6 separate regions of the Homo sapiens genome follow, and all the other regions are linked to region 2. The links are chromatin contacts, found by Hi-C or POLR2A ChIA-PET in ENCODE. All regions are on one chromosome and are shown on one strand. The core of a region is the stretch at or near the end of the contact, and the rest is flanking DNA. Distances in the headings are between cores, read along the strand shown. Region 1 overlaps ZNF609 (zinc finger protein 609). Region 2 has its middle 18 kb from the start of ANKDD1A. Region 3 overlaps TRIP4 (thyroid hormone receptor interactor 4). Region 4 overlaps ZNF609 (zinc finger protein 609). Region 5 overlaps ZNF609 (zinc finger protein 609). Region 6 holds the start of ZNF609 (zinc finger protein 609).

Region 1 (4,843 bases), core at 516-3,015, 320 kb before region 2:
CTCTTATTCCCACTTTATACATGAGCATAGTGAGTTTTAGCAAGCTAAGAAACGTGGCCTGGTTGGTGGTTTGTGGAGCCAGGATTAAAATCCAGGTAATCTGACTTATATCTTCCACAGTTATAACTATACTACCTCTCATTATATCTTTTTCTCTTCTCATCTTTATCATTTAAATACTTTTATAAAAGGCATTTGAGATGGTTAAGCATAAATATGTTTCTCAAAGCAATAGATACCAGGAAAACAGTTCCTGGTGGCCTTGCTTAGAAGCCATGTTCTAATCAATCAAGATTCTTAAGGAAGAGTAGCATCATCAATTGTTCATGTATATTAGTAGATGAGTCTGGAAAGTGGAACCAAGGTTCTGGACTTCTTTGTTTCTTTAAGCCTTCTAATTATATTTTGATGATTATGGTCAAGTATATGGATTCTAGTTTGTCTTTAGTGAGAGATTCAAAAGGAGCATTGTGTTTAATTCTAGAAACTCGAGATACTAATATTATCACGATGAGTTCACTCCTATTATTTTCATGTTATGTTTTTTTGGATTAGTAAAATTAGCTTAGTTTTGGCCAGGCGCAGTGGCTCACACCTGTTATCCCAGCACTTTGGGAAGCCGAGGCAGGTGGATCACCTGAGGTCAGGAGTTCGAGACGAGCCTGGCCAACATAGCAAAACCTCGTCTCTACTAAAAATACAAAAATTAGCCAGGTGTGGTGGCACGCACCTGTAGTCCCAGCTACTCGGGAGGCTGAGGCAGGAGAATCACTTGAACCTGGGAGGCGGAAGTTGCAGTGAGCCGGGATCATGCCACTGCACTCCAGCCGGGGCAACAGAGCGAGACTCTGTCTCTAAATACATAAATAAAGCATATGATCTATATGGACAGTCATATCTTTTTCTTTTTAAAAGTCCATGCTGATGCTAGACGTAAGAGATGATTTGCACAGAGTAAGTGCTAAGGTTGATAACAAATTCCTTCTGTAGGGTGTTTATCCAAGAGGGGAAAATAGGAATTCTAGAGGGGAAGATATGAAACTTTTGGGTATAGATCCCTCAGCAGAGCAGAAACACAGAGGGCTTAGGCACCTCATAAGAAGAGCTAATAATACTGCCACTGATCATGGTGATAATAAGAAAGAGAGCAAACATTTATTTACTGTTTGCTAAATATAGTGCTGGCACTTTAAATGTATTATATGAATAGATTAAATGGGTTAATAAATGTAGAATACATAGAATAATGCCTGGTGCATGGTAAAAAGTTATATAAACAGCTGCTATTTTTATTGTACTTTTATATTTTTATATAATATATTTTTATTTTTTAATTTTTATTGTTATCCTTTTGGGTGGTGATTGTAATTATTCTTCACAGCAACCGTATAAGTTAAGTACTATTATTATCCATTTTACATATGGGTAAACTGGATGCCAGAGGTTAAGCCAGGAAATAGTAGAACAGGATTCAAACTCTCTAGTTTTATGTAGTTGAGTCTTTTTTTTCAGTCAGTCTCACTCTGTCACCCAGGATCGCCCAGGCTGGAGGGCAGTGGTGAGATCTTCACTCACTGCAGCCTCTGCCTCCTGGGTTCAAGCAGTTCTCCTGCCTCAGCCTCCCAAGTAGGTGGGGTTACAGGTGCCCACCACCACGCCTGGATAATTTTTGTATTTTTTTAGTAGAGACAAGATTTCGCCATGTTGGTCAGGCTGGTCTCAAACTCCTGACCTCAAGTGATCTCACAAAGTGCTGGTATTACAGGTGTGAGCCCGGCCTTGAGTCTTTGTTTGGTTAGGACTGCCTAGGGATATAGATAGCTATTCTACTTAGTGTTGCTGGAAAGTTGCCCTTAAGGAAGTGACATTTAGGCTGATACTGAAAGATAAAAAGCTAGGTATGCAAAAGTTGAGAAAGGGAAAGAGGAACTTTAGGCAAAGTACAGCAAGTGCAAAGGCCTGAGGGGAAATGGGTTTGACATGGTTCTGTAAACAAAAATGTCACCTTCTGAGTGAGTTCTTCCCTGAATACTGTATTTAAAACTGGCCAGGTGTGGTAGCTGATGACTAATTCCAACACTTTGGGAAGCCGAAGTAGGCAGATCGTTTGAGTCTGAAAGTTCAAGACCAGCCTGGGCCCCATTGTGAGACCTCATTCTTTACAAAAAATAAATTCGCTGGGCATGGTGGCATGTGCCTGTAGTCCCAGGTACTTGGGAGGCTGAGGTGGGAGGATCACTTGAGCCAGGGAGATTGATCCCTGTTTTATTTTCTCCATAACACTTATTATTGTCCCACATAGTATATAATTTATTTTGGTTGTCTCTCCCACAATGGGATATAAGCTTCCTGAGGACAGGGATGTTTGTCTGATTTGTTCATTGTTATTGCCAGGTCCTCCCTTAGCCCATGGGACTTTTTCCAGTAAATTAGAAAAGAATGCCAGGCACGGTGGCTCACACCTGTAACCCCAGCACTTTGGGAGGCCAAGGCAGGCAGTTCACCTGAGGTCGGGAGTTTGAGACCAGCCTGACCAACATGGAGAAACCACCATCTCCACTAAAAATACAAAATTAGCCGGGCATGGTGGCACATGCCTGCATACCTGTAATCCCAGCTACTCAGGAAGCTGAGGCAGGAGAATTGCTTGAAACCGGGAGGCGGAAGTTGTGGTGAGCCAAGATGGTGCCATTGCACTCCAGCCTGGACAACAAGAGCAAAACTCCGTCTTGAGAAAAAAAAGAAAAGAAAAGAAAGTCTCCTTTCCAAAAGGTTGTGGCTCCACGCGGGACACGTAGTTCGGCTAGAAAAGCATGGACCTAGATTTTGGCCTCCTCTTGCCTCCTCAGCCAATTATACAAGACATAATTGAGCAACCATTACATGGCAGTCCTAGGATGCATTCATAGTACCTAGAACAGTGCCAACGTGTAGCAGACATGAATAAATATTTGTAGAATGATGGAATAGTTTAGAGTGAAGAAGAGTGATTATGAGATGAGAAAGTAAGCAGAAACCAGGTCAAGTAAGACTTCTAAGGAGTTTGATCTTTTTTTTTTTTTTCCTAAATAGCAGTCAACTGACAAGTCCCATGGAATACTTTCCATTAAATCATAATCTGTATTTTCAAAAAGCAGTGCAAGTAATTCTGCAGTAGAGTTAGTGGCCCAACTTTCTTTTTTTTTTTTTTTTTTTTTTTTTTGAGACGGAGTCTTGCTCTGTCGCCCAGGCTGGAGTGCAGTGGCGCAATCTTGGCTCACTGCAAGCTCCGCCTGCCGGGTTCATACCATTCTCCTGCCTCAGCCTCCCGAGTAGCTGGGACTACAGACACCCGCCACCATGTCTGGCTAATTTAATTTTTTTTTTTTTGTATTTTTAGTAGAGATGGGGTTTCACCTTGTTGAGGATGGTCTTGATCTCCTGACCTCGTGATCCGCCCACCTCGGCCTCCCAAAATGCTGGGATTACAGGCGTCAGCCGCTGTGCCTGGCTAGCAGGCCAACTTTCAATACTTTTGGACCTTCAGGGATCCATCTCCTGCCTATTTCACCCTTGTCTATTTGGCATTTTACTTTGCCTGCATATGTGGGTTTACCATGTTCTTTCAAACTCTGTGCAAGGGAGTTTGGGATGAACTATATGTAAAATATTCATTTTTTTCCTTGCAACCCCAAATCCAAACACAGTTGGATGGAGTTTTTAATCAGGGTTATTGCAGAAAACCCAGGACCTCAGGTCCTTGTGATTGAGTGGTGAATGAAGGGGAAAATGAGGCCACTTGAACATTATTCTGTTTAGGAACTTGCTGTATGAATTAGTAGAGACCATCACATTTTTCATCAATTCCTGCTCTCACCACACCCCGCTCTTGCCCCTGCTAAAAAACTACCAGCCTTCTCTCATGTTATGATTTAGGGGCCCCTGTTCACTGAGGGGCTAACAGCTGGAATTGTGGCACTGCATTAGCCTTTTTTGAGCTTTTATTTCTCTTTCATGCTGGATTTTTTTTTTTTTTTTTTTTTTTTTGGCACCCACACCCCATTTGAGAATTTACTTTCTCTCTGAGAAGTTTTTGTCAGTAGTTTTTTGTTTTATTGCCTTTTCTGTGATAGGTTAAGGATACAGCTTGGTAAAGAAGGAACCTGCAGGGGTTTATTGATGGAGTTCCTGTCCCACCATGCCCTAGGCCTAGTACATACATGCTTCTGATGAATCACTGCTGTTAGTATTTAGTATCTCCTGATCCTCATAGTCCATATTATGCAAAGCATAGAATCTGCCCAAGGGACTTAATAGCTGAATCACTCACTTGATCTGTTGTCTTTCACTCTTTCTTCCCTTTGTTGGTGGCTACAGGCAAGTATATGAGAGATATAAAACTGTAAGCAAGACAAAATCTGGACTACATATCTTTATTGCTGCTTGGGAAGTGGCCTGGGAGTTCAAATTCAAGGATTTGAAGCTTTGTACAGCTGCCCCAGATAACCTGCTCTCATTGGGATGAGGATGAAGTATTTCCACATGATTGCTCAAGTCCCTTTTCTCTTTGCCCTGATGCCCCCTCCCTCCTCTCTATTTCATTAATTGCTTAGCAGTTGCTGATGGAATTAAAACGAAATGTGTCTGCAGCCTCTGTGGTTTGCTGTCAGAACTCTCTTTCTAAGGTCTTTATCTTACTGCTAGGGATGGGTGAACATCTGATTTTGAAGCAAGAGGAGGGAGGGACCTGTGGCTGTAGTTAAATGCATTTTTCTAAAAGCAGCAGCTTGCAGAGTTGGACTCCTCCTGAAGCACTATTCATTTTACCAAGCCATGCCCTAGTCCCTTATGCTGTTCATTAATG
Region 2 (4,400 bases), core at 1,661-4,160:
GACAACCTCAGGAAAGGGTCTAGGTGTTTCCACAGTGGTCTAGGAAGGGCTAGACCAATGTGGAGTGGACGACATGCCTGGTGTCTCCCTCTGGAGAGTGCACTCTGGATACTAATCTGAGTCTCCAAAAAGGAGAAAGGGTTAGGGATCATTTGGTCTCACCTTCCCTCCTGCTTTTACAGAAAGGGAACCAGAGAGGTATAGTGACTTGTTTATGTCATGCAGTGACTTGACAGCACAGTGGGACATGAACTTGGAGTCTTGGATGTGCAGTCCTGATCTTGCTCCCAGCACTGCTCAGGGAAGACATTCTTCCTGCTCTGCCTTCCCACCTCTCCTCCCAGGCTCCTGTGATCCCCACAGGGAGAGCTAGAGCTTCTATAAAAACTGCTGTAATTGATTCTTAACAGGAAGTGAGGGCTTTTTCACTTTGAGTTGACAACCACAGCAGCTACACACACACACACACACACACACACACACACACACACAAACACACACACAAACACAGACATACAGTTAAGGTTTAAATATCTGTCCCCTCTGAAACTCATGTTGAAACTTATTCCCCAATGTGGCAGTAGTGAAAAGTGGGATCTTCAAGAGGTGATTGGGCCATGAGGACTCTGCCCTCATGAATAGATTAATTCATTCATGGATTAATGGATTAATGGGTTCATGGATTAATGGGTTATCACGGGAATTGGACTGTTGGCTTTATAATAAGAGGAAGAGAGATCTGAGCTAACATGCTCAACCCCATCACCATGTGATGCCCTTCAGGGCCTCAGGACTCCGCAGAGTCCCCACCACCAAGAAGGACCTCACAAGGTGCAGCCCTTCAACCTTGGACTTCTCATTCTCCAGCACTGCAAGAAAGAATTCCTTTTCTTTATAAATTACCCAGTTTCAGGTACTCTGTTACAAATAACAGAAAACCGACTAAGACACACACACCCCAAGTTTGTACACAACCATGTGCACACACACAGTCACTTGCCCATACTCCTACGCATTCAGGCACCCAGCTGGGAACACAGCGTGCCTTTCTTTCTAGTGCCACAAGATACCCATTTATAGGCTTCCAGCTTGTGCCCTCTGACCTGCCTTACATTTTGATAGTAGAGGGTGGATTTGAGGGGGAAGAGCAGAGACCACAAGACCAGGCAGGGTTTCCTCAGTGGCTGCACTGCAGGGATTCAATGGGCAGCAAAGGCCCCCACACCCCAGGCTGGGCCTCATGGCTGAGACTCATCAGTCTTGGGCCTGGAGGGGCTGCTCTCAGTCTAACAGGCCTGACTGACAGGGAAACCACCAATTTGTCATTGGGTTCCAATCCCGAGTAGCTGGGATTACAGGCGTGCGCCATGACGCCTGGCTAATTTGTTTTGTATTTTTAGTACAGATGGGGTTTCACCATATTCGCCAGGCTGGTCTCAAACTCCTGACCTCAGGTGATCTGCCCGCCTTGGTCTCCCAAAGTCCTGGGATTACAGCCGTTAGCCACCTCACCCGGCCAGACAAATGTTTGTTGCATGAATGTCTTGCCCCTCACATCTGTGTTCCGTCCAGCCTTCCTCGCCTCTCCTTTTTCTTGGTGCCCTGGCTGTGGCCACAGTACTTTCCTAGGAGGAGGCCTATGCAGGCGCGTAAGGAACTCGGTGAAGGAGTCAGGGCCCCCAACTCGGCTCTCGCGAGCTTGCTGTGTGACCTCAGGCCAGTCACCTCCCCTCTTCTGGCCTGGGTTTCCACACCTGCACAATGGGAACAGCAACCTCAGCTGCCTGCCGTCTCTGACGTGAGGGCCAAATAAGAAAAGGTGAGAAGCTGGTCGCAAAGCGGTAAAAAAAGCCTTCAGCGCCGAAGCCGGGGAGGAAGCCGCTGATGAAGCTATTGCTGAGAAGTGTGAAGCCCCCACCCGAGGATCCGCTTTTGAAGAGGGACCCGGGGAACGCGTAGGGGGAAACTGCCTTCCTCTTCCCTCAGTGGAAAGGGCTGTGCTCATGTCACTGTGAAACGAAGCTATTTTTATGTAGTACAACTGCGATTATGACAGGGCCTCTTCCTGAAGGGGAAGGGTGGGGAGGAGACCTGAGTCATCAGTGGGGCGGCCGGCCCCACAGGCTGACACAGGCAGCTTGTGGAAACCAGGCCCCCCGCCCTGCCTTCCGCAGGTAGAGGCCCCAGAGAGGGGAAGGGGCCGACCACCTGCTCCCGAGCCATTCTCGGGCTCGGCCAGCCATTGGGCTGGGAACCTGTCAATCCTGGTTGATCTTCCAATGAGCTGTGAACTGGTCTTCCGGGAGGACTTACAGGAGGCTGGAAACGGGGCCTGGCGCGCGCTTCCCTCTCAGTGCGAGGCTGACTGGTTGGACTCGCCGGGCTCTACTGTGGGCCCCACGCTATGTTTAGACGCCCGACGTGTCCCATTTTATTGAACTCGTCCTGCCCCCCAAGTAGGGACGATTTACCTCCATTTTCTAGATAAGGCACTGGGGGCTCCGCGAGGGGATGTGGCGGACTGGAGCCCAGCTGCACTCCTGACGGGACTGAATGCGGGGCTGAGGGAGGCAACAGGAAGAATGAGTATTTTCTTTACTGGAAGGGCAGGGAAAGGTTTCTCTCAGAAGGTGACATTTGAGCTGGGCCCTAAACAATGAGCAGGATTTAGCTGTCTTGAGGAGGGGGAGAGGGAAGGGCATGTGACCCGGAAAGGATGCAGCCTGGGCAAAGGCAGGGAGGTGTGCATGGCTTGTTTGGGGGTGTCGAGCAGGTCGGGGGGGCTGGGTGGGGAGTGGCCGCGGGGCGTAGGTAGGGGAGGGCCTGGCATGACAGGCTAAGGGGTGTAGGCTCCTTGGGGTTCCTTCAGCGCTGTGCAAGCCCTGAGCATCCTCCCAGAGGTGTGGCCCTGCAGAGAGAGGGGAGGGAGCCCACTGGGGGAGGCGAGCTGAAGGAGTGGCCTGTCAGGTGGGTTTCCTGCCCTGGAGCCTGAGCTCAGGCAGTGGCTGCCGTGCCCCGCCGCCGCCCTCTTCTGCCGCCTCCTCCACGCCAGCACTTTTGCATGCAGTACTCCCTTCAGTCGTCACAGCCACCTGCAAGGTGAATATTACCACCTTTATTTCATAGGGGAGGTAACAGGTTTAGAGAGGTTAGAGGAGCCGCCCCAGGTCACACAGCCCCTCTTGATATTCTTCAACAAAAGAATCCTCTCTGACCCCTGCTCTCAGTCAACGGAACAACCAACAACCTCCTTCCTTCAGAGAAATAGGGACCCTGAGGCTGCAACCCAACTGTAATCATCTGCCTCCAGGCACCCTCTGCACAGACTCAGCTGTTAAATATAGATGGCCGCTTAGAGATCCTTTTGTTCTCTTTACATATTACAGATGGGGAAACTGAGGCCTAGTGAGGAAGAGACTTGCTTGGGGCCCCACAAATGGACCTAGATTGGCGAGCCTCTTTTGAGCCAGAGTCTCACTGGGGTTCTAGCCCAGCTGGGAAGTTGAGCAAAGAGGGATAAGTGGGTTACAGCTCAAGGACTGGGGGTGCCTTGGGGCTTCTAGGAGATGAGAGCCGAAAGGCATTCAGCCCTTTAACCCCACTCCAGAGCTTCAGACTGTTCCTTCTCAAGACACTTTACTGCCATCTGTCTGAAAAGTGTGCTAATAAATATGCAAATTTTGGTGACTTGAGAGGACTGGTGTCCTCTTGAGTTGTACAGGGCACAATTTGCAGATTTGTGAGTGATCACCAAGCCCCGAAGATGCAGCGAGGTCTCTGGCAACTCCCTTTCTCAGTCCCTTCTCTATTCCTCTCTTCTTCTTTGTCCCTCTCAGACTGGGACTGGGGGTGGGGGCAGGGGGGGGATTTCCTACTAGGGTGGGAGGAAGAAGGGTGAAGGAAGTAGGGTAGGAGGAGGGGAAGTGTGGAGGACAACAGAGGGAAAGGGTAGAACTTATTTCTGCTGTCAGAAACCGAAACCAAAAGTCCTGGCAGGAGTTAATGTGAGAGGGAGGTCTGTAGCAAGAGGCTGAGGAGCAAAGCCTTCACATCTGAGGACAGCAGCCCTGTCAGAGACACCCTGGCTGCAACCTCGGTGTCACTTAGACCAGGGCTTGCCTCTCATGCTGACAAGAAGCATGCAAAGGCAGTCTGTTTTCTCTGGGGATACCAAAGGCCCCTCCAGACCTTACAGTGCCCAGCACTGGTGTTAGGATCACTGCTGGAAAGGGGAGGGGGCACTAACTCAAGTCACCATGTCATCTAATAGCCCAAGAGTGGGTGACCCTTTGTCTTGTCTGGTATTAGTCTGTGTGGACCTGCATACACCCATGAGGCTGAGGCTGGGGGCAGCCGGCATCTGTGTGTCTAGCATAATGGGGATCCTCTTTCCCCAAGTC
Region 3 (4,286 bases), core at 19-2,518, 460 kb before region 2:
TTAGCCAGGCGTGGTGGCAGGAGCCTGTAATCTCAGCTTCTGGGGAGGCTGAGGCAGGAGAATTGCTTGAACCTGGGAGGCAGAGGTTGCAGTGAGCCGAGATTGTGCCACTGCACTCCAGCCTGAGTGACAAGAGCAAAATTCTGTCTCAAAAAAAATAAAATAAAAATAAAAAAAGAAATGTAGTTGTCTAATCTATTATACCAGCCTCATTCTTGTTTTCTGAATGAATGAGTTGAGAGTTTAGGAATAATGGCTCTTGACTAGCATTTACCAAACTATTCCATGGCATAGGTGTTCTCTGAAACACAAATTTGGGAAATACCTTTGGATTAAACAGATCTGTTTACTGTAGAACATCTCAGAGCCCTTAATATGCTAGTGTGGATTATGACTCTCTATGAGGTGGATATAACATGCAGTGTTCTCAAAACTTTGAGCATAAATTAATCCCCCACCCAAACATGCACTACCTATTTACATACTACAGAACTGGTATCATGGTATTTACAGTTTAGGAGTGTTAGTCTAAGTATGCTTGATTTTTCTGTATTCTCATAGGTCAACTCACTGAGAGAGAACCATCTAGGAAGTAGTTTCCTAACTGTGACCTGTGCCTTCCCTTCAGTATCTCCATATTCATTTATCACCCAGTTGAATTGCATTTTCTTTGAAAACTAATGTGGATCTAGTAATTTTTACTTCAACTGAAACTAACTTCCTGTGTGACTTGGACCACATTTTGCCTTTACATGCTGTTCCTTTTTCTTTTCCCCCCAAAATTCAGTAATTTACTTCTGACCTCACATTCTTGGCCTTTCTTTGATAAGTTAAAATACACTAAACCCTCACTATTTTTGGCATAGTGTGATCATTTAGTCCTCTTAAAAAAAGAAAATCGAAAAGGTTTTGTTAGTGGTTGTTTTAAAATCAAGTGCACTACACTGTTAAATGGCTTTAAAAATATGTGCTTTCTCCTGAGCCATGAACTAGTCTTCCTTTTTATCTTCTAAGATTAGTATGGCCAACATGACTAATTTGTGCCAGAAAAAATTCCTCTAGATCCTCAACCCTCCTGAGTAATGGCAGAGGATCAGCCTAGAGAAGGTAGAAGTGATATAGAAAAGGCTATGGGTTCAACTCAGGGTAAAAAGGTAGATGAGAGCCATCTCGTTAAAGCTTCTCCTGTGATTCCCCTGGAAGGAGCCCATGCTGTTTGCCAGCATTTTATCTGCCAGCAGCAGATGTAAGCTCTCAAAAACAGCAGGGAGGATGTTGACTGCAACAATGCATCAAGGCTGTGGTTTGTAACCTCAATAGTAAGGCAGTTAAAACTTTTTTTTTTTAACAAAGACATTTTGATTGCCAAATCCATAACCATTAGCAGCTGTGGTTTGAACAGTTCTCTAGACCTAACAAGTTTTCAAACAAAAAGTTGAGTTGGTGGCTTTTGTTTCTACGTGTCTGTGTTGTGTTTGTGCTATTTATATCCCTGCCTTCAATAGAAAATCTGATTTGTCTGAAATCTCCAAGGTCATTGATTATTCTATTTCTTCTGAACTGAATCCATTCCTTTCCTGCCAGCTTACTGACCCTTTAGTCTATTTGATCTTACAGCTTTTACAATAGCCAAGACCCTATCTTCAAGGAATTATGCTGAAGCAGTTATACTGCTGGGTGCCTGTTTCCAATAATTGACGGCAGTAGACTTGTAGTCTTCCAATAGGGAAGAGAATATTACTTCTTCCTTTTTCTAGAAAAGTATCTTCAGGATCTAGGAGAATTTGCTGGAAGAAAAGTAAGCAATTTTTAAAACTTTAAAAAAAAAAGAGTATCCAAGCAACATAGATCTTCAGGAAGATTCCAAGTATCACTTCGTTTGTGGAAATCATCAGCTTCTATCACCAATGAATTGTCTGTGAGTCTGAGAGATGAGAAATTAGAAAATGAAGGATTTAATAGTCAGTATTCAAACCAGGCACTGGAATTCAAAATGCAGTCCACAAATTCTCTTTTAAAATATGTGAAAATGTCCTGTCTGTTGTACTGAGAAAATCTGCCAATATATAGACCTCAAAATATTCCGATAACAGCCCTCACGATGAGGGCTGTTATCTGAGACTCAACAAGAAGAAAAATTGTTATGTTACTAACAACTAGCTTAACCCTGGACAATTCATTAAAATCACAGCTCACTTGAGTGAGATATAGGGAATGTAGTTTTGGAATTCTCTTGAAGACTGGAACATTGACAGGCTGGGCACGGTGGCTCACGCCTGTAATCCCAGCACTTTGGGAGGCGGAGGCTGGTGGATCATGAGGTCAGGAGTTCAAGACCAGCCTGGCCAACATGGTGAAACCCTGTCTCTACTAAAAATACAAAAAAAAATTAGCTGGGTGTGGTAGTGGGTGCCCGTAATCCCAGCTACTTGGGAGGCTGAGGCAGGAGAATCACTTGAACCCGGGAGGCAGAGGTTGCAGTGAGCAGAGATTGCACCACTGCACTCCAGCCTGGGCAACAGCGTGAGACTCCATCTCAAATTAAAAAAAAAAACAAAACTGGAACATTGACTAGAGTTTCTAGATCAAAACAGACTGTCTTTAGGGTTATTTGCAGTCTGGGTATTAAGTACCCACTTAAATGGTTTCAGAAACCATTTATATTATATATATATATATATTTTTTTTATCCAAAGAGCATTGTGTTTTCTTTTTTTTTTTTTTTTTTTTTTTTGAGACGGAGTCGTACTCTGTCGTCCAGGGTGGTGGAGTGCAGTGGAGTGATCTTGGCTCACTGCAACCTCTGCCTCCTAGGTTCGAGCAATTCTCCTGCCTCAGCCTCCTGAGTAGCTGGGATTGCAGGTACGCACCACCACGCCCGGCTAATTTTTGTATTTTTAGTAGAGACAGGGTTTCACCATGTTGGCCAGGCTAGTCTTGAACTCTTGACCTCGTGATCCGCCTGCCTCGGCCTCCCAAAGTGCTGGGATTACAGGCATGAGCCACCATGCCTGGCTGAGCATTATGTTTTCTGTTGTACTTATCCTGAAGAGAGATGGGAAATATTACCACTTTTCCATGTATTTAGTGTTTTGGTTTTCATCTGAAAATAAACATGAAATTCTTAAGATTTTCATATATATTTATTCATTAATAAATACTTGAGCCAGGCGCAGTGGTTTACGCCTGTAATCCCACCGCTTTGGGAGACCGATGCAGGCGGATCACTCAAGGTCAGGCTCTTGAGACCAGCTTGACCAGCTTGGTGACCATCTCTACTAAAAATACAAAAATTAGCTGGGCATGGTGGCGCACCCCTGTAATCCCAGCTACTTGGGTCACTGAGGCAGGAGAATCACTTGATCCTGGGAGGCAGAGGTTACGGTGAGCCGAGATTGCGCCACTGCACTCCAGCCTGGGTGACAGAGCAAGACTCTGTCTGAAAAATAAATAAATAAATACAGCCGGGCGTGGTGACTCACACCTTTAATCCCAGCAGCTTGGGAGGCCAAGATGGGCGGATCACAAGGTCAGGAGATCAAGACTATCCTGGCTAACATGGTGAAACCCCTTCTCTACTAAAAATACAAAAAATTAGCTGGGCGTCGTGGCATGCGCCTGTAATCCCAGCTACTCGGGAGGCTGAGGCAGGAGAATCTCTTGAACCCGGGAGGTGGAGGTTGTAGTGAGCCAAGATTGCGCCACTGTACTCCAGCCTGGGCAACAGAGCAAGACTCCATCTCAAAAATAAATAAAAATAAATAAATAAATAAATAAATAAACACTTGAGAGCCTATTATAAATCAGGCACTGTTCTAAACACTAAGAGAAACAAAAGGATGAATCAACTGTAGATTCTGTCCTCAGATGTTTGAAAGACTTCTAGGTAGATATGTATATAAACCAAATATAAAATAAAAAGTGAACCTAACTGTCTTAAAAGAAGTAAAGACTGTCTCTGAGAAAAATAAAGGAGGGAAAGCTTGCTTCTAGCTGGGAAGGATCCCAAAAGACTTTATTTAAAAAGATGGTTTTGAATTAGCTTTGAAGGATAGTAATGAAATCTATCACTTTTTGATCAGTTATTATGTGCCACATTCATCATGCTATTTTCTAATCCTTATAATAATTCCAAGCAGGGTGTCATTTCCCCTCCTTTAGGGATGAAATATCATCCCTAAAGTGTCAAGAGAGTTCAAATAACTTGTGTAATGTCCAGGGTGAGGAGTTCGAGACCAGCCTGGTCAACATAATGAAACCTCATCTCTACTAAAAATACAAAAAAA
Region 4 (4,927 bases), core at 1,444-3,943, 300 kb before region 2:
GGGCGCAGTGGCGGGTGCCTGTAGTCCCAGCTACTCGGGAGGCTGAGGCAGGAGAATGGCGTGAACCCGGGAAGTGGAGCTTACAGTCCGGCCTGGGCAACAGAGCGAGGCTCCGTCTCAAAAAAAAAAAAAAAGAAAAAAGAAAAGAATGTGTCTCTTTCTACTGGGTTTGGAGCTGTGAGTTTATAAAATTTGGGCCGGGCGCGGTGGCTCGTGCCTGTAATCTCAGTACTTTGGGAGGCTAAGACAGGTGGATCACCTGAGGTCAGGAGTTTGAGACCACCCTGGCCAACATGGTGAAACCCCGTCTCTACTAAAAATACCAAAAATTAGCCGGGCGTGGTGGTGGGCATCTGAAATGCCAGCTACTTGGGAGGCTGAGGCAGGAGAATCACTTGAACCCGGGAGGCAGAGGTTGCAGTAAGCTGAGATCATGCCACTGCACTCCAGCCTGGGCGACAGAGGAAGATTCCGTCTCAAAAAAAAAAAAAAAAAAATCGAAGTGCTACAGCCACCTTGCCACCTAGGAGGAGATCCTGGCTGACAATGCAGCTGTGCCAGAGAAAACACCAAGAGAGGGAGGGTTTGAAATTGGGCCCGAAGACATCATTTGAGCCCGTACATCAGGTCATGTGTGATATAGACTTTTTCAGTTACACGAGAGCCACTAAATTCTCTTTTTAAGTCAGGTTGGCAGTGGTTTTTCTATCATTTCTAGCTGAACAAGCCCTAATACAATATCCTTAGGGGTCATAACATCCAACTACCTCATGTCTTGAAGTTTGGAGAAGTGAAGTGACTTACTTAAGGTTATACAGATAAATGGTAAAAAACTGGGACTAAAACCTGGCCCCTTCCCACCTCCTTTGTAAGATAATTACTCCAATGTGTAAATCACTTTAAGGAGGTTTGGGGCAAAGTCTTAAATGGGTTTGAGGATGCCATTTAAGTAATGGAAATCAGTCCTGCTCTCATAGTAAGTGTCATTTGGAATGACAGTGACTGCTATTGACAGAAAACTGACCCCACCATCATAGCTCTTATTTTTCTCAGACTTTGGATAAGTGGGCTGTCCATAGTATCTTCATGATTGGTAGCTTAATAAATAAATTATTTGTGAAATCACTGGATAACATTTGGCTAGCTGTTTTAATGTTGCCCATTCCCTCAGCCTCTTGAGCTTCTAGAATCAGCAGACTTGTTTTTCCATGGTGTGTCTAGTAATATGAAATGAAATATGGACCTCAAATATATAAATATATGCCAAGCTCTTTCTTTTTTTCTTTTGGAGATGGAGTCTCGCTCTGTTGCCCCAGGCTAAAGTGCAGCGGCGCGATCTCAGCTCACTGCACCCTCTGCCTCTCAGGTTCAAGCACTTCTCCTGACTCAGTCTCCAGAGTAGCTGGGATTACAGGCATGCACCACCATGCCCGGCTAATTTTTTTGTATTTTTAGCAGAGATGGGGTTTCACCATATTGTCCAGGCTAGTCTCAAACTCCTGACCTTGTGATCTGGCCAACTCAGCCTCCCAAAGTGCTGAGATTACAGGCGTGAGCCACCGTGCTCTATGCCAAGCTCTTTCTTGCCTTAGGAGTTTGCATATGCTGTTCCCTCTGCCTATAGTGCTTATCCCTTGGCTCTTCACATGGATGGCTCCTTCTCATCTTTTGGGCCTCAGTTTAAATCCAGCCTTAGAGATGCCATCTCTGATTACCCAAGGTAGCTCCCTTCTCATTGTTCTCTTATCACATGACCTATTTGTCTCCTAATAGCAGTTTCTAATTTATATCTAATTTGTATTTACTTACCAGTCCCTTTCGTTTACCACCTATACTCAGTGTGTATAGCATAGGAGCCATACATAAGAAGTACTCAATAATTATTTGTTAAATGGTTGGGTTCTGTTATCCTAGGCTTGAAAAACATTAAAAAGCACTATTTGTACCCTTTCACCAACCCTGCCCCAAGTACCTTAATTGCCCTTACACCTCTACTGACTGAAAATACGGCACAAATCCTGAAGAGAAAGGGAAACTAAAAGCTGTACTTAACTGCTATGCTGATAGTTGTCTTAGGCAGTTTTGAATTAATATTTTATTATCTCTGTTCTTCAGCTTGTTGTGCCTTGTTTTTTCTCTTCTCTGTGACTTCTCACCTACCCACTTGACTCTGACCAGATTCCTGACACTTAAAGGGTATATCCAAGAAATGAGATGGCCCTGAGCACAGGGGAGGAAGGATGGAATGACAAGGGCCACCAGAAACCTCTTTCAGGACTCTAATCACTCTAAGGTCACAGTTTAGAGTCTAGAATGAGAGGGACTTTGAGTGCCTCTTTTTCTTGCTCAGTGCCCTCAGCTTGAGTGCTTAGCTGGCAGACGGGCACTTTTCCTCCTCAGTTACTGTCAAAGCAACATGAAGGTCAGGCAGAGAGAGACAAATGAGAGCAGCTCAGGGAAAGGAGGTTACCACGGTAACAAGCAGGAGGGACTGCTATTTGGAAACAGACCTAATCTTTCTCCTCCTTCTCCCTCCTTCTCAGCACAGGAAGATGGGTATTGTTTAGCTGACCTGCATCCTTGGGGTGGGAACCATAATCCCTTTCTGACAGTTCCCAATGACACTGGAGTGATCTGCTTTGCATTTTAATTTGATAAGCAGCAGCGGCAGTTTTCTCTGAAGTGCTGAAAACATGGCTTTTTCTGGCCCTGTTCCAGATAGGATTCTGGTTGCCACAGAGAGGGGTTTGATATTGTTGTTTATTTCTCAACAAAGATCTTGCATATTTGCATAAATGTGGAAGATGCTGCTTGGTTCTAGACAACCAGAATCAAATGAATACAGGCTATCTTTAGGTTATGAATATCTATCTGCTCTAGGAAGGTCACAGAGATACTGCCCCATCCCCAGCTCACAGGACCACCCAGTGACCTGTGCAGTGGATCTTCTGACTTAATGTCCTTACCCTTCTGCCTCCCCCATCTACTTATATGTCACACTATTCTCAATCTCTTCCCTTACCTACCCTACCCTTATAGTAAGCCTTCACTATGTATATAAATATTCCTTCCTTTTCTTTCAAAATAAAAAGAGCATTTTAAACTAGAAAAATAAATTATCAATGTAATGAAAAATTAAATGCCAAAAAACATAAGAGAAAGTAAAAATCATCTAGAATATTACTATAGACATGATGGCTAGAACATCCTTCCAGATCTAAACCTCTAATTCTATCTGCTTTGTTTTGTTTTGAGATAGTCTCGCTCTGTCACCCAGGCTGGAGTGCAGTGGCACGGTCTCAGCTCACTGCAAACTCTGCCTCCTGGGTTCAAGCGATTCTTGTGCCTCAGCCACCCAAATACCTGGGATTACAGGTATGCACCACCACGCCTGGCTAATTTTTTGTATTTTTGATAGAGACAGGTTTTCACCATGTTGTCCATGCTGGTCTCAGACTCCTGGCCTCAAGTGATCCACCTGCTTCAACCTCCAAAAGTGCTGGGACTACAGGCATGAGACACCACATCCAGCCTCTATCTGCTGATCTACGCATTTTATGAGTTGTATATACTTATGTATAGATCAGTTTATTTTTATTTATCTTTAATTTTTTAATTTTCTAACACTTCTCAAACAAAAAGTAGAGTTAAATTTAACATTAATGGGCCAATATAGTACATGCTCCATCATACTTTTTCCTTTAATTCACTAAAAAATATGTTGTAGATATGTCATTGATGTAGATAGGGATCTATGCTATGATGGACCTATAGATTGTTTCTGGTTTTGTGGTTATTTTTTGGTTTGGCTATTAAAAACAACATTGAAGAAAACTGTCCATCATACATCTTTGTGTGTGTATATATATATATATATATATATATATATATATATATATATATATCCTGTTATCTTCTTGATACAAATCCTAGAAATTGAATTTTGGGACAAAAGAACATGTGCATTTTATATTTTGATACATATTGCCAAACTGCCCTCTAGAGAAGGCACCAACCAATACTGCATAAAAGTCCCTATTGTTTTTACATACTCTTACCAACTGGGATATGTTCAACTCTCTCATCTTTGCCAAATAGATGGGAAATATACTGTGTTTTTATTTGTGTTTATGTATATTATTGAATCCTTAAAAATACTCACATGACCCCTTCAGATTTTACACTGAAGACCTATCTACTTCTTTTCCCATAATGTACTTCCAGGCTTCTCTTTCCTGTAGTGCTGGCAACTGAGCAAAGTAAAAAAAAAAGTTATTTTGTGGTGGTTTTTTTTTTTTTTTTTTTTTTTTTTTTGGTTTTTGAGAAGATATCAAACAAAAAAGTAAAAAATTTTAAAAACACCTAATTGCATTAATCTCTGCACCCTCCCTCCAAACCAAAACCAAACCTGTTTTTTTTCTTTTTCTTTCAGTGATGGACTGTCATTCACTCAGATTTAAGCTCCAAAGACTGAGATGTTTGTCTGTTTGTTCATAGCTGTATTCTCAGTGCCTAGACTGGTGCCTGGCATGTATCAGTTGCTCAGTAAATATTTGTGCAGTAAATCATCTCTCAGCCATCTTAATCAGAAATTCTAATCATACCTAATTCCTTTACTGATTACCTACATGTCTGATGCCTTGCAAAGTCAAATTGCTTAAAGGTCCTGAATGTCTCTTGGGTTCTTCCCTTTATCCCCCTACTTCTGATCATTCTTACTTATGTTTTTATTCCTAGGAGCCCTCCTTTTCAATCTCTCTAGTTTACTCCCCTCCTTCTATTAATTTTACCTTTGGATATACAGATACAATAACATCATACCCTTTCTTTCATTCCTCAGTGGCTTCTTAATACCTGCAAGGTTAAGTCCCAATTTAACTCTCCCTGTACTCTTTAACCAAACCAAGCAGCTTGTTGTTCTTTAAAT
Region 5 (4,864 bases), core at 588-3,087, 270 kb before region 2:
AAAACTTTCCTCCTGAAATGGGAAAAGTTCCCTTGTCCCCCTCACAGGGCGTGCAATGGGAGTGTGGCTCACTTCTTCACTGCCCTGCTGCTCAGACCTGTAGGGTAACATACAGAGGGGCAGGCTATGGGGCTCCAACCCCGGCAGTGTCTAGGGGTGAATGCTTACATCTGAAGCCCCAGTGGGTGTGTGTTACAGGGTGCTCTTTTAGTTTAGCTGTCCTTAGGCGGCTTGTGTTAGCTCAATTAGACCCCTGCCTTATCACAAGAACAGAGGGCTTTCTGTATCCCAAGGTTCTTGTCTTGGTGTACTGGAAGAATTGGATCAAATGTGGGCTTGGAGAATGAGTGTAAGGTTTTATTGAGTGAAAGTAATGCTCAGCAGATTGGGGAGCCAGAAGGGAGATGGTTTTCCCCTGGAGTTCAGCTACTCAGCGGCCCAGGCTCTTCTCCAAATGCCCCAGCCAAACTCTGCTTCGTTCCACGGCCTGCTGGCATTTGTCATGTGCTCTTCCGCCACGTGTGCTCTTCTGCCGGCATGCTCCTCTCAACGCCCTCTCGAGGTCCAGCCGCTGTGTCTTCTTCTGCCAATGTGTTCCTCTAGAAGTCCAGCCGCTTGTGTGTCTGCCTGCTAGGGTCTGGGGAGTTTTTATAGGCACAGGGAGGGGCTGTGGCAGGCCAGGGTGGTCTTGGGAAATCCAACATTTGGGCGGGAAAACAAAAATGCCTATCTACCTAGGTCCGTGGACACAGGCCCCTGATGGAGCCCTAGCCAGGGACCATGCCCTCCTCTACCCAGCACTTCCCTTACCCCCTTCTGTATCATTTAAAGGGACCACGTTCTCTACCCAGCACACCCGTGTCACTCCTACCTCAGCGTCCCAAGTAGCTAGGACTGCAGGTGTGTGCCAACACACCCAGCTAGTTGTTTTTGTTTTTGTTTTTGTTTTTAATTTTTTGTAAAGACAGGGTCTCACAATGTTGCCCTGGCTGGTCTCAAACTCCTGGACTCAAGCACTCCTCCTGCCTTGGCCTCCCAAAGTGCTGGGACTACAGGCTTGAGCCATTGCACCCAGCCCCCTTTTTCTGATTGTTATCTTCTCCTGGAAAGTGATAAATGAAGCTATCTTTGTTTCAGTGAATAATAGAATATGAAATCCTGTAAAGCCACATAGGTTATTAGATGAATATCACAGAGCTTATTATGCACTATGGCTTAATGTTAGATTATAGATGTGACCAAATGGTAATTAACAGAGCTGGAGCTGTAATTAAATACTATTATGCTGCTCTGTGATCTCTCCTTAGATTTCTGTTGCAAAGTAAATGGAAAATGAATAGTTCAAACCCATAGGTGGATTTCGTCGCTTCTCCCCATCCCTGAACATCTCTTTTAATTAACTAAGTAATTAAATAAAGTCATCTTCATACAACAGAGATGCCAAACTCTGCCTAGTAACTCTAATCAGTAAGGGTAGTTTGATGCATACTTGTTAATGAGTTCCTCATGTGTATGAGTCTGTTCTGTTATTCTTAGTGATCAGTTCAGCTGAAGTTTCTTCTCTTCACTTATTGTATAGCAGGGTATAATTTGGCAGACTGCTTGAATGCAACAGTGATGTTTCCAACCTACATTTTAGGTGTTGTTTTCTGGATTTCTTGGTGCAAAACTGGGGACTTCATTTTATCTAGAATGTATTAGCATATGTTTCTCCTAGCCTGCCAGGAGCACTGAATAACCTAGCAGGAAATTAAACTACTTCCAGAAAAGAGCTGTCCTCAGTGGCTGAGAGAAAGTGTATAGGTGTCTCCCTGGGGTAAACTTCCTTCTGTGCCTAGGGTTGCTGCCTGAGCTGTGGAACAGGTTGGCAATAGGACATGTGCAAGCAAGGCAATCAGAAAGTTCACAGGGGTGACCTGGAAGGTTTAGGCCAATGTCTGTGTCCAGTAGGACCTTGCAGGAATTTCTCTTGTGAGTAGAAGAAAGTATAAAAAAGGGAACAAACCCTAAGCAAAAGAAGTACACATATAGGCTGTGAAACTGCTTCTGTCACAGTTCTTCCCCAAGAGAAAGAATAGATAAACAGAGGTGAGGCCAAGAGTAAAGATGATCTGTATATTCTGTCTCTAACTTTCCCTCTCTAGTGACTCTCAAGAGTTTGTTCCAGCACTGCAGAGGAGTGAGTAGGGAGGATCCAGTTTACTTTTTCTGTGTTGTTTTTTACCTTCACTTCTGTGCATGGAAATTTTAAAGATCTTTCCAGGATCTACCACATCCCAAGAAGGTTGGGAAATTAAATTATAAATGCCCAGTTTTCAAGAGAGCAAATATGCCTTTTGGCATTTATCATAAATGTAGATGATTCATTATACAGGCTTCTACTTCCATTTCATTTCATGAAAAAGGTGGAGTTGGGGAAGTACAAGGGGTGTGTGTGTGAGACAAGCAGACAAGGATGTTTTGGCAGCTCTTCAGGGACCAGAATTAATCAGAATCAGTGTATGAACATTCTGTGGACTCACAATGATGATCTACAAATAGTGATGACTTTCTAAGCCAAGAAGTCAGAGCCAACTGTGGAGAATGGATCCGGAACCCAGACCTCAGCCTATAGGCTAGTTTTCAAGGCCAGGAAGGTGTTTGTCTCTGTGTGTGTTGTGGGAGGGAAATGGATTATAGATAGAGTGATAGTCATGTAGTAAATTATTCCAGAATCAGAGTTTTGTTGCAGAGCTATTTAGAAGCTTGGCTTACGGATACATGTATGATCTTCTCTGAATGTCTCTATTAAAGGACTAGACTAAGAAGTCTATTAAAGGACCTAGACTAAGAAGTCCTCACAAAGGACTCTCTATTAAAGGACCTAGACTAAGAATTCCTCACAAAGGGAAGAGTCCCAAGGATTGGGAAAGTCCCAATCTTTGACTCTCATTTTCTAGGTCTGCTGATTAGTATCATACTTAATCTTCGGAGGAAATAAGCCAGTGTGTGCATTGAGTGTCTTTGCATATGCAAGACGTTATGCTCATTCAGGATTGGGGCATCAATCACTCGAGCATAATAGACTTTGTCAGCCTCATAAATTCTGGGATTTAAAGAGTTAAAGGATCACTGCCCACTTCATTTCATTCTTTTTTTTTTTTTTGAGATAGGATTTCACTCTGTCACCCAGACTGGAGTACAGTGGTGCAATCATAGCTCACTGTAGCCTCAACCTCCTGGGCTCAAGTGGTCCTCCCACCTCCGCTTCTGGAGTAGCTGAGAATACAGGCATATGCCACCACACACAGATACCTTTTTTATTTTTGTTTTTTATAGAGGTGGGGTCTTGCTATGTTACCCAGGCTAGTCTTGAACTCTTGGCTACACGTGATCTTCCTCCATAGGCCTCCCAAAACATTAGGACTACAGGCATGAGCCATTGCACCTGACCCATCACAACTTTTATGTTGTCTCTAGATGGGTTGCATTCTTCTTGGAACCTAACTAATTACATTCTTGTGAGAGGTTCTAGTTTCTGGTTTTGGAAGCAAATTGCTTCTTTCTTTTTTTTTTTTTTTTGAGACGATCTCAGCTCACTGCAACCTCTGCCTCCCAGGTTCAAGCGATTCTGCTGCCTCAGCCTCCTGGATAGCTGGGATTACAGGCGCCCACCACTACGCCCGGCTAATTTTTGTATTTTTAGTAGAGATGGGGTTTCACCATGTTAGTCAGGCTGGTCTCGAACTCCTGACCTCAGGTGATCTGCCCACCTCGGCCTCCCAAAGTGCTGGGATTACAAGTGTGAGCCACCGTGCCTAGCCATGTTTGACTATTTCTATCTATGTGTACATAATCAACAACATCTTCAGACTGCTGTTGATTGGCTTCTGGGTGGCAACAGCACCTCCTGTTTCTTATAGATAAATTTGATGTTAGAATTATATTCCAAGATGCCATTCTCATTAAACAACCACTGTTACATGTTACAGTTTCTAAGGGTTAGAAATTCCCACCAGGTTAATCCCAGCCCTGCTATAACTTTATTCCTTCTAGCCAAAGATGTATTAAAGCACCTAGGATCATTAGGAATCATGGCATTCCTAGGATTTGGCTATTTCTTCCTCTCTTTATCCCCACCCAAATTCATGGATTTTATGCCAGACTAATGTACTGTTTGCTGAATGATAGATTGGTAGGAAGCATAGTGGTGGTAGCAAAACATACCTCAGATGCTGGGCCTTGTCTTTCTCATCAGTCTGTGTGCTCTGTTACTATTGAAATCTGGCCCTGATTCTCTTTCATTAGAGACTTTTTAATGAGATGAGGAAAAAATAGAACTTTTTAAAAAACATTTTAGCCAAGTGCAGTTTATGAGGAAGATCATTAAGAAGATCATTATACGCTCATTAATAAGAGTTTCTCTTAGCACAGGATGTTCTCATCTAAACCACTAGATTTGTAGTGGTATCATAAGCCAGAACTTGAAAGGAAGAACCAAAGTCTTATTTATAGCCGTCTGCACTCTGGCAGGAATAGATATAGGACTAGATTAAATACAGAAAAGGTATTTCCTCTAAATGTTCTCCCTGCAACTCAGCTACTACTTTTTCTTCCCTCCACAGATGGAGTCCCCTGTTTCCACACCAGCAGTGCTGCCAATACACCTTTTGGTGCCAGTGGTCAACAATGACATCTCATCTCCCTGTGAGCAGATCATGGTTCGTACCCGATCAGTTGGGGTCAACACATGTGATGTGGCTCTGGCCACAGAGCCTGAGTGCTTGGGCCCCTGTGAACCTGGAACTAGCGTCAACCTTGAAGGCATCGTGTGGCAGGAAACAGAAGATGGTAAGTGTGATATGTGGCTTTCCCCTCCCTTCTC
Region 6 (4,874 bases), core at 834-3,333, 430 kb before region 2:
AAAGGGTCAGATAGCAAATATTTTAGGCTTTACACAGGCCATGCAGTCCTTGTTTCAACTGTTCAACTCTGCTGTTGTAGTAAAAATGCATCTATAGATGATAATGTAAATGAATGAGCTTGGCTAGAGCCAATAAAACTATTTTTTTGTTTGTATTTTAAGACAGTTTCATTCTTGTTGCCCAGGCTGGAGTGCAGTGGCAAGATTTCGGCTCATTGCAACCTCCGCCTCCCGGGTTCAAGCGATTCTCCTGCCTCAGCCTCTCAAGTAGCTGGGATTACAAGCATGTACCACCACGCCCGGCTACTTTTGTATTTTTACGGGGTTTCTCCATGTTGGTCAGCCTGGTCTCGAATTCCCGACCTCACGTGATCCGCCCGCCTCAGCCTCCCAAAGTGCTGAGATTACAGGCGTGAGCCACCGCACCTGGCCTGAAATTTGAATTTCATATCATTTTCACATCATGAAATAGTATTTTGATTATTTAACTGTTTAAAAATGTAAAAATCATTCTAGCTCATGGGACATGTTAAAACAGGTGGTGAGCCTGATTTGACCTGTGAGATGCAGTTTGCCAACCCTTGGTCTAGAGGAACAGTAAATCAAAACTTAAGGTTTGTTTACTATGTGGGACATCTGATCACTTGAAAATTTTTAGTGGTTCTTCGAGGCTTGAGAACTTTCTCTGGCTGAAACTTGGAGTTCACTGCAGGAATGTTTACCTTCCTTTGTTCCCTATTTTTGCAGTCTAGTTCTCTCCAATGGCAGAGTCATGCTCCTTCAGTGGGAGATGACTACTGGAATGTTTAATCCTTAATTAAATCATGCCTAAGTCTAAAACACTAAACCCTTCTCTGTCTCCACCTGCTAAGTAGCTGAATCCTCACTTGTAACTTTGTCTAGTATACATTGGAAGTTCGCTGTCACCTGGGATCAGTTCTGCCCCTGTACTGTCTAACAACATGACTATTGGTGGACCAAAGAGAGATTATTTTTCCTAGACCAGAAAGGTTTACTTTTATCTTTAGCTATCAACCCCTCCCCCCACCTTTTTATGACCTCACTTTATCTCCAAGTCACATGCTATCTTGAGTGGCACTGTTGAAGGATGCCCCAGGATAAGGGAAAAAAGGTAAGATAAATGCAAAGCAAAATAAAATGGTCAAGGACACAGGAAGGACATAATAGGGGCTAGGATGTGGGAGGCCTTGAGAATTAAGGTAAATTTGTTTGCTATGGAATGAGATGGAAGTCTTAGGAGGTCGTCATGAATAGATGTTTCACAAGTGAAAGCTGGGTGGGAGGGCTCACTTAAACATGGACTGAATGCCTACTGTGCACTAGATAGTATGCTGGGCAATCAGAGATGAATAGCAGATAAGGAAAAATAAAAGCTACAATCCTTAGAATGGTGGGTTGGAGAAGGACAGAATAAGGTTTTTAGATAATAAAAGGCAACAAGATTTAGTGATAGAGGATGGTGAGGGGAAAAGGGATATATAGAGGGATTAGAAATGGGTGCTTTGGGGAGAAAAGCAAGTGGTAATCCTAAAAGAGAAAGCTGGAGAACAAAGGATAAAAAATTAGGAGGTTGGTACTTTGCTGAACTAAGGGGTAAAATGGATGAAACCATCAGGAGCTGTGATTGCTCTTCTGTTCTTTGTGGATGCCCATGTTCAGATCCCCTACGGCCCTTTCCTCTCTGTGGTTGAAGGACAACTACAGAAGAGGTGTCTTCTGTGTTATAAGGTGCAATACTCCCCCCAGAGACCTCTCTATGAGGAAGTCTGATCCAGCGAGAGTTCTACTGCCCACGAGGGGACAGCGTTAGGTTCGAGCTCTCTAATCCAGGTTTCTTTGAGTTTATCTTGGTTCTAACCGGCACGCCGGGTTTTCCAGCATTCCCTGAGCTAAGACTCCCTAATCTGGGCTCCGGGTGAGCGCGCATTCCGAGACCCAGGATTTCGCTCCTTCATCCAGGTTCCGGGTTTCCCCTGCGCTCACCGGCTCCAGACTCCACACAAGCGCGGAATCCGGATCCGAGGGCCTGGCAGTCCAGTGTCCGCGTCTTCCGGGTGACTCTGGTTGTCCCGGATCGCGGCGGCGGCGGCGGTGGCGGCGGCTGAGGGACCCGCGGCCCCGGACACAGCGGCACCGGCCGGGCGGGGCGGAGAGGCGCGGGGAGGGGGCAGAGAGCCAGAGCCGGAGCCGGAGCCGGAGCCGGGGTGGGGTGGGGGGGAGGGGCCGCGGGAACGGATGGCGGCCTGGGCCCCGTAGCAGCGGCGGCTCTACGGCCCGGGGCCCCGGGCGGGCGGAGGTGGCGGCTCCCGGGACCGGCCGCGCGGTGAGTCCGGAGCTTTGTGTGGAGCCGGGACTGGGGGAGGAAAGAGGCGGCGGCACCGATGGGGCGCGGGGCTGAGGGGATCTGATGGGGGCCGGGGGCGGCGGCGCTGCCTGACGGAGGAAGTGGGGGTTGGGGGGGCTGGGGCGGAGCGAGGGGAAGGTGTGTAGGGGGGGTCGTTGCGTGGGTGGGGGAGGGGGCGTCGAGGGGCGCGGGGTGAAGTTCAAAGCGTGGCCACGGCCGGTTCAGGCTGAGGGTAGGGGTGCCCGGGAGGGGATTAGGGTCTGGCTAGGTTATGGGAGCAGGCCAGAGAGTTTCTGAGGCGAGTCTGGGTATGTTGAGGGCGCTCGGGGCGACTGGGGCCAGTCAGGGAGTTGGCGGGGGAGGGGGGGCGGGGGCGGTGGTGGTTGTTCAGAGCATAGGGTCGGAAGCAGGACGTGTGCGTGACCTAGGAGTGGGGAGCAAGGTGGCTGGGATCCTGCAGTAAGTAGGTTGTGGGTGTGTGCCCCTAACAGTCTTCAGGTCACATTTACTCCTGTCCTTTTCTTCAAGATGGAGGGATCCCTGGGCCTGGACCTCAACTGCTATCCTTGTACCCCCGGGAGGGTTTGTGACCCTATCCTGTTTGGAAAACCCATGCTGCCCTCTTTTCCCTTTATGTGTAATTACGGTTGGATCATCTCTGTGCTTTGCTCAGATTCTCCTTCCTCCCTCTGGGGTTGAGGAGGAGGAGACACATCTGACCAATTAATGTGTGTTTGTGAAACAGGCAGCAGCAAACAGTCATTTCAGCTTCGAGGAATTAGGCTCACACAGGGTGGAGAGATCAGAGCCCTTCAGGGGGAATATTTCTGAACAAATCACGGATGATTAAATTCTCTAAGAAACAGCTCCCTACCTAAATGAGAGTGAGAAAGATAGGGAAGAAAGCCTGTCTGTTTCCAGCCATGTGTCCAGAGCCTAAGGGGTTGAGGAGAGTCCCCAAGCCCCTACAGGCCTCCCTTTTCTGTATTAGGCTTTGCTCTGCAGCCTTGAGTTAATTTCACCCCTGCTGCTTTGTCTTGGGGGAGGGAGTGCTGGTTTAGGCTGTTGTGAGGAGATGACTGTTCTGCTGCCACACACAATAGTCGTGTCATTTTATCGGGAGCGCTACCCCAGGGCTGAGAACTGCTGCAGCAGAGATAAACCGGTCCCTCTCACCCGCCTATTGTGTACACAGTGAAGGTCATAGGTTCAAGTCTTGTCTGAGAGCTTTGGATATGCTCCATCTCCCAGGCTCCTCAGTGCCATTTTCTTCCTTTTCCAGACTGGGGCTTGCCATTGGAGGAGGCCAGAGAGAAAGGCTCTTCTTTTTGAGTGAGGAACAATGCAGAGCTCATTGGCACACATTTTTCAGAAGAATAAGGGATGCCAGCCATGTTGTGCCTGCCTCTTTGGCTAGCCTGTACTAAGTTGTGAAGGAATAGTGTCTGGTAGACTCAACTACGATGTTTGTTTCAGACCCTTAAGGAAGAAGACTTCAAGGGAAGGTTCTACTCTTAGTTGAATCATCATATTTAATTCTTTTATATGAATGGAACACTCATGCAGTGATTTTTGTTTGTTTCCGAATACCACTAAAAACCTGTGCAGTGTTAAGATGGGGAGTCAAGCCCAGGTGTGGTGGCTCATGCTTGTAATCTTGGCACTTTGGGAGAATGAAGCCAGAGGATGGCTGGAGCCCAGGAGTTTAAGACCAGCCTGGGCAACAAAGCAAGACCCTGTTTCTTTAAAAATAAAAAATAAAAAAGTCAAGAACCAAGTACCTTTTTAATGGTGGCTTCCTGGTCAATAATAATAGCACAACAAAAAAGCCACAGAATTTGCCTATCTGGGCAAGGGCTGTGGGAACAAACCTTTCAATATTTATTTTAACTCTAATGAAAGGACATGAGTTGCTCATTGTGCAAAAGTCTATATCTGCCTCTGTATTAAGAAATTTGCCAAAGAAATAAACATTTTTGAAAAAATGTATGGGTCTTAGGGATTATTAGTGAGAGAAGGATGAGAACAAACTAGAAGGAATCCTATTGTACATATCTGATAGAAGTGCTCAAATAATATTTATGTACTATTAGTTGTGTAAAAAATTATTTGGGACCAGGCATGGTGCTCACACCTGTAATCCCAGCACTTTGGGAGGCTGAGGCAGGAGGATCACTTGAGCCTAGGAGTTTGAGAGTGGCCTGGGCAACATAGTGAGAACTCATCTCTACAAAAATTTAAAAAAATACAGCTAGCTGGGCATAGTGGCACATGCCAGTGGTCCCAGCTACTCAGGAGGCTGAGGTGGGAAGATCGCTTGAGTTCAGGAGTTCGAGACCAGCTTGGGCAACATGGCAAAACCCCATCTCAACAAAAAATATAAAAAATGTTAGCTGGGTGTAGTGGCATACGCCTGTGGTCCCAGCTTCTTGGGAGGCTGAGGTAGAAAGATCTCGTTGAGCCCAGGAGGTTGAGGCTGCAGTGAGCTGTGATTGCACCGCTGTACTCC

What was found. Hi-C counts contacts between places; a loop is a spot of excess contacts on that map. ChIA-PET counts read pairs that join two places held with the same protein, here RNA polymerase II (POLR2A). Pooled maps may share reads with other maps.
Region 1: a map with no recorded cell type shows a loop between it and region 2 (10-fold over the local background). The contact joins two enhancer-like sites. A Hi-C loop is called at or near these places in 1 of 37 single-sample maps with no recorded cell type and 2 of 50 pooled maps. POLR2A ChIA-PET finds 5 or more read pairs at or near these places in 2 of 52 experiments (OCI-LY7 and WTC11).
Region 3: a loop to region 2 is called in a map of CD4-positive, alpha-beta T cell, with 2.1 times the contacts of the local background. The contact joins two enhancer-like sites. A Hi-C loop is called at or near these places in 2 of 168 maps with a recorded cell type or tissue (CD4-positive, alpha-beta T cell and CD4-positive, alpha-beta memory T cell), 1 of 37 single-sample maps with no recorded cell type and 11 of 50 pooled maps. POLR2A ChIA-PET finds 5 or more read pairs at or near these places in 2 of 52 experiments (OCI-LY7 and naive thymus-derived CD8-positive, alpha-beta T cell).
Region 4: a loop to region 2 is called in a pooled map, with 3 times the contacts of the local background. The contact joins two enhancer-like sites. A Hi-C loop is called at or near these places in 1 of 50 pooled maps. POLR2A ChIA-PET finds 5 or more read pairs at or near these places in 2 of 52 experiments (PC-3 and activated B cell).
Region 5: a pooled map shows a loop between it and region 2 (8-fold over the local background). The contact joins two enhancer-like sites. A Hi-C loop is called at or near these places in 2 of 37 single-sample maps with no recorded cell type and 10 of 50 pooled maps. POLR2A ChIA-PET finds 5 or more read pairs at or near these places in 3 of 52 experiments (GM12878, WTC11 and activated naive CD8-positive, alpha-beta T cell).
Region 6: a loop to region 2 is called in a pooled map, with 5 times the contacts of the local background. The contact joins the promoter of ZNF609 here to the enhancer-like site in region 2. A Hi-C loop is called at or near these places in 7 of 37 single-sample maps with no recorded cell type and 9 of 50 pooled maps. POLR2A ChIA-PET finds 5 or more read pairs at or near these places in 3 of 52 experiments (WTC11, activated T-cell and activated naive CD4-positive, alpha-beta T cell).

The regions. Positions count from the first base shown.
Region 1 is chr15:64,570,171-64,575,013 of GRCh38, forward strand. All of the region lies in intron 2 of ZNF609 (zinc finger protein 609), which reads left to right. The region is part of intron 4 of LOC101930091 (a long non-coding RNA gene); the gene reads right to left. Among named protein-coding and RNA genes, the nearest start is that of ZNF609, 110 kb to the left of the region's middle. RefSeq lists enhancers at 1,996-2,065, 2,096-2,195. Within about 2 kb of position 1,766, at least 6 of the 41 ENCODE cell types and tissues checked have a DNase peak (open chromatin) inside an H3K27ac peak, as active enhancers do; they include OCI-LY7, where a contact is called at or near this core.
Region 2 is chr15:64,891,906-64,896,305 of GRCh38, forward strand. No RefSeq gene overlaps it. Among named protein-coding and RNA genes, the nearest start is that of ANKDD1A, 18 kb to the right of the region's middle. RefSeq lists enhancers at 1,529-1,638, 1,789-2,098, 2,893-3,491 and silencers at 2,639-2,688, 2,729-2,778. Within about 2 kb of position 2,911, at least 37 of the 41 ENCODE cell types and tissues checked have a DNase peak (open chromatin) inside an H3K27ac peak, as active enhancers do; they include CD4-positive, alpha-beta T cell, GM12878 and OCI-LY7, where a contact is called at or near this core.
Region 3 is chr15:64,429,168-64,433,453 of GRCh38, forward strand. All of the region lies in intron 11 of TRIP4 (thyroid hormone receptor interactor 4), which reads left to right. Among named protein-coding and RNA genes, the nearest start is that of ZNF609, 29 kb to the right of the region's middle. RefSeq lists enhancers at 847-1,358, 1,359-1,870. Within about 2 kb of position 1,269, at least 10 of the 41 ENCODE cell types and tissues checked have a DNase peak (open chromatin) inside an H3K27ac peak, as active enhancers do; they include CD4-positive, alpha-beta T cell, where a contact is called at or near this core.
Region 4 is chr15:64,594,883-64,599,809 of GRCh38, forward strand. All of the region lies in intron 2 of ZNF609 (zinc finger protein 609), which reads left to right. LOC101930091 (a long non-coding RNA gene) reads right to left here. Exons shown (of 5, transcript XR_007064678.1): 4 at 4,163-4,250. Among named protein-coding and RNA genes, the nearest start is that of OAZ2, 110 kb to the right of the region's middle. RefSeq lists an enhancer at 2,099-2,148 and a silencer at 4,474-4,674. Within about 2 kb of position 2,694, at least 11 of the 41 ENCODE cell types and tissues checked have a DNase peak (open chromatin) inside an H3K27ac peak, as active enhancers do.
Region 5 is chr15:64,618,223-64,623,086 of GRCh38, forward strand. ZNF609 (zinc finger protein 609) reads left to right here. Exons shown (of 10, transcript NM_015042.2): 3 at 4,605-4,830. All of the region lies in intron 3 of LOC101930091 (a long non-coding RNA gene), which reads right to left. Among named protein-coding and RNA genes, the nearest start is that of OAZ2, 83 kb to the right of the region's middle. RefSeq lists an enhancer at 4,427-4,506. Within about 2 kb of position 1,838, at least 2 of the 41 ENCODE cell types and tissues checked have a DNase peak (open chromatin) inside an H3K27ac peak, as active enhancers do; they include GM12878, where a contact is called at or near this core.
Region 6 is chr15:64,458,495-64,463,368 of GRCh38, forward strand. It overlaps ZNF609 (zinc finger protein 609), which reads left to right and starts at 2,084. Exons shown (of 10, transcript NM_015042.2): 1 at 2,084-2,344. LOC105370861 (a long non-coding RNA gene) reads right to left here and starts at 2,093. Exons shown (of 3, transcript XR_932367.3): 1 at 2,005-2,093. RefSeq lists an enhancer at 1,606-1,675 and silencers at 2,136-2,255, 2,316-2,415.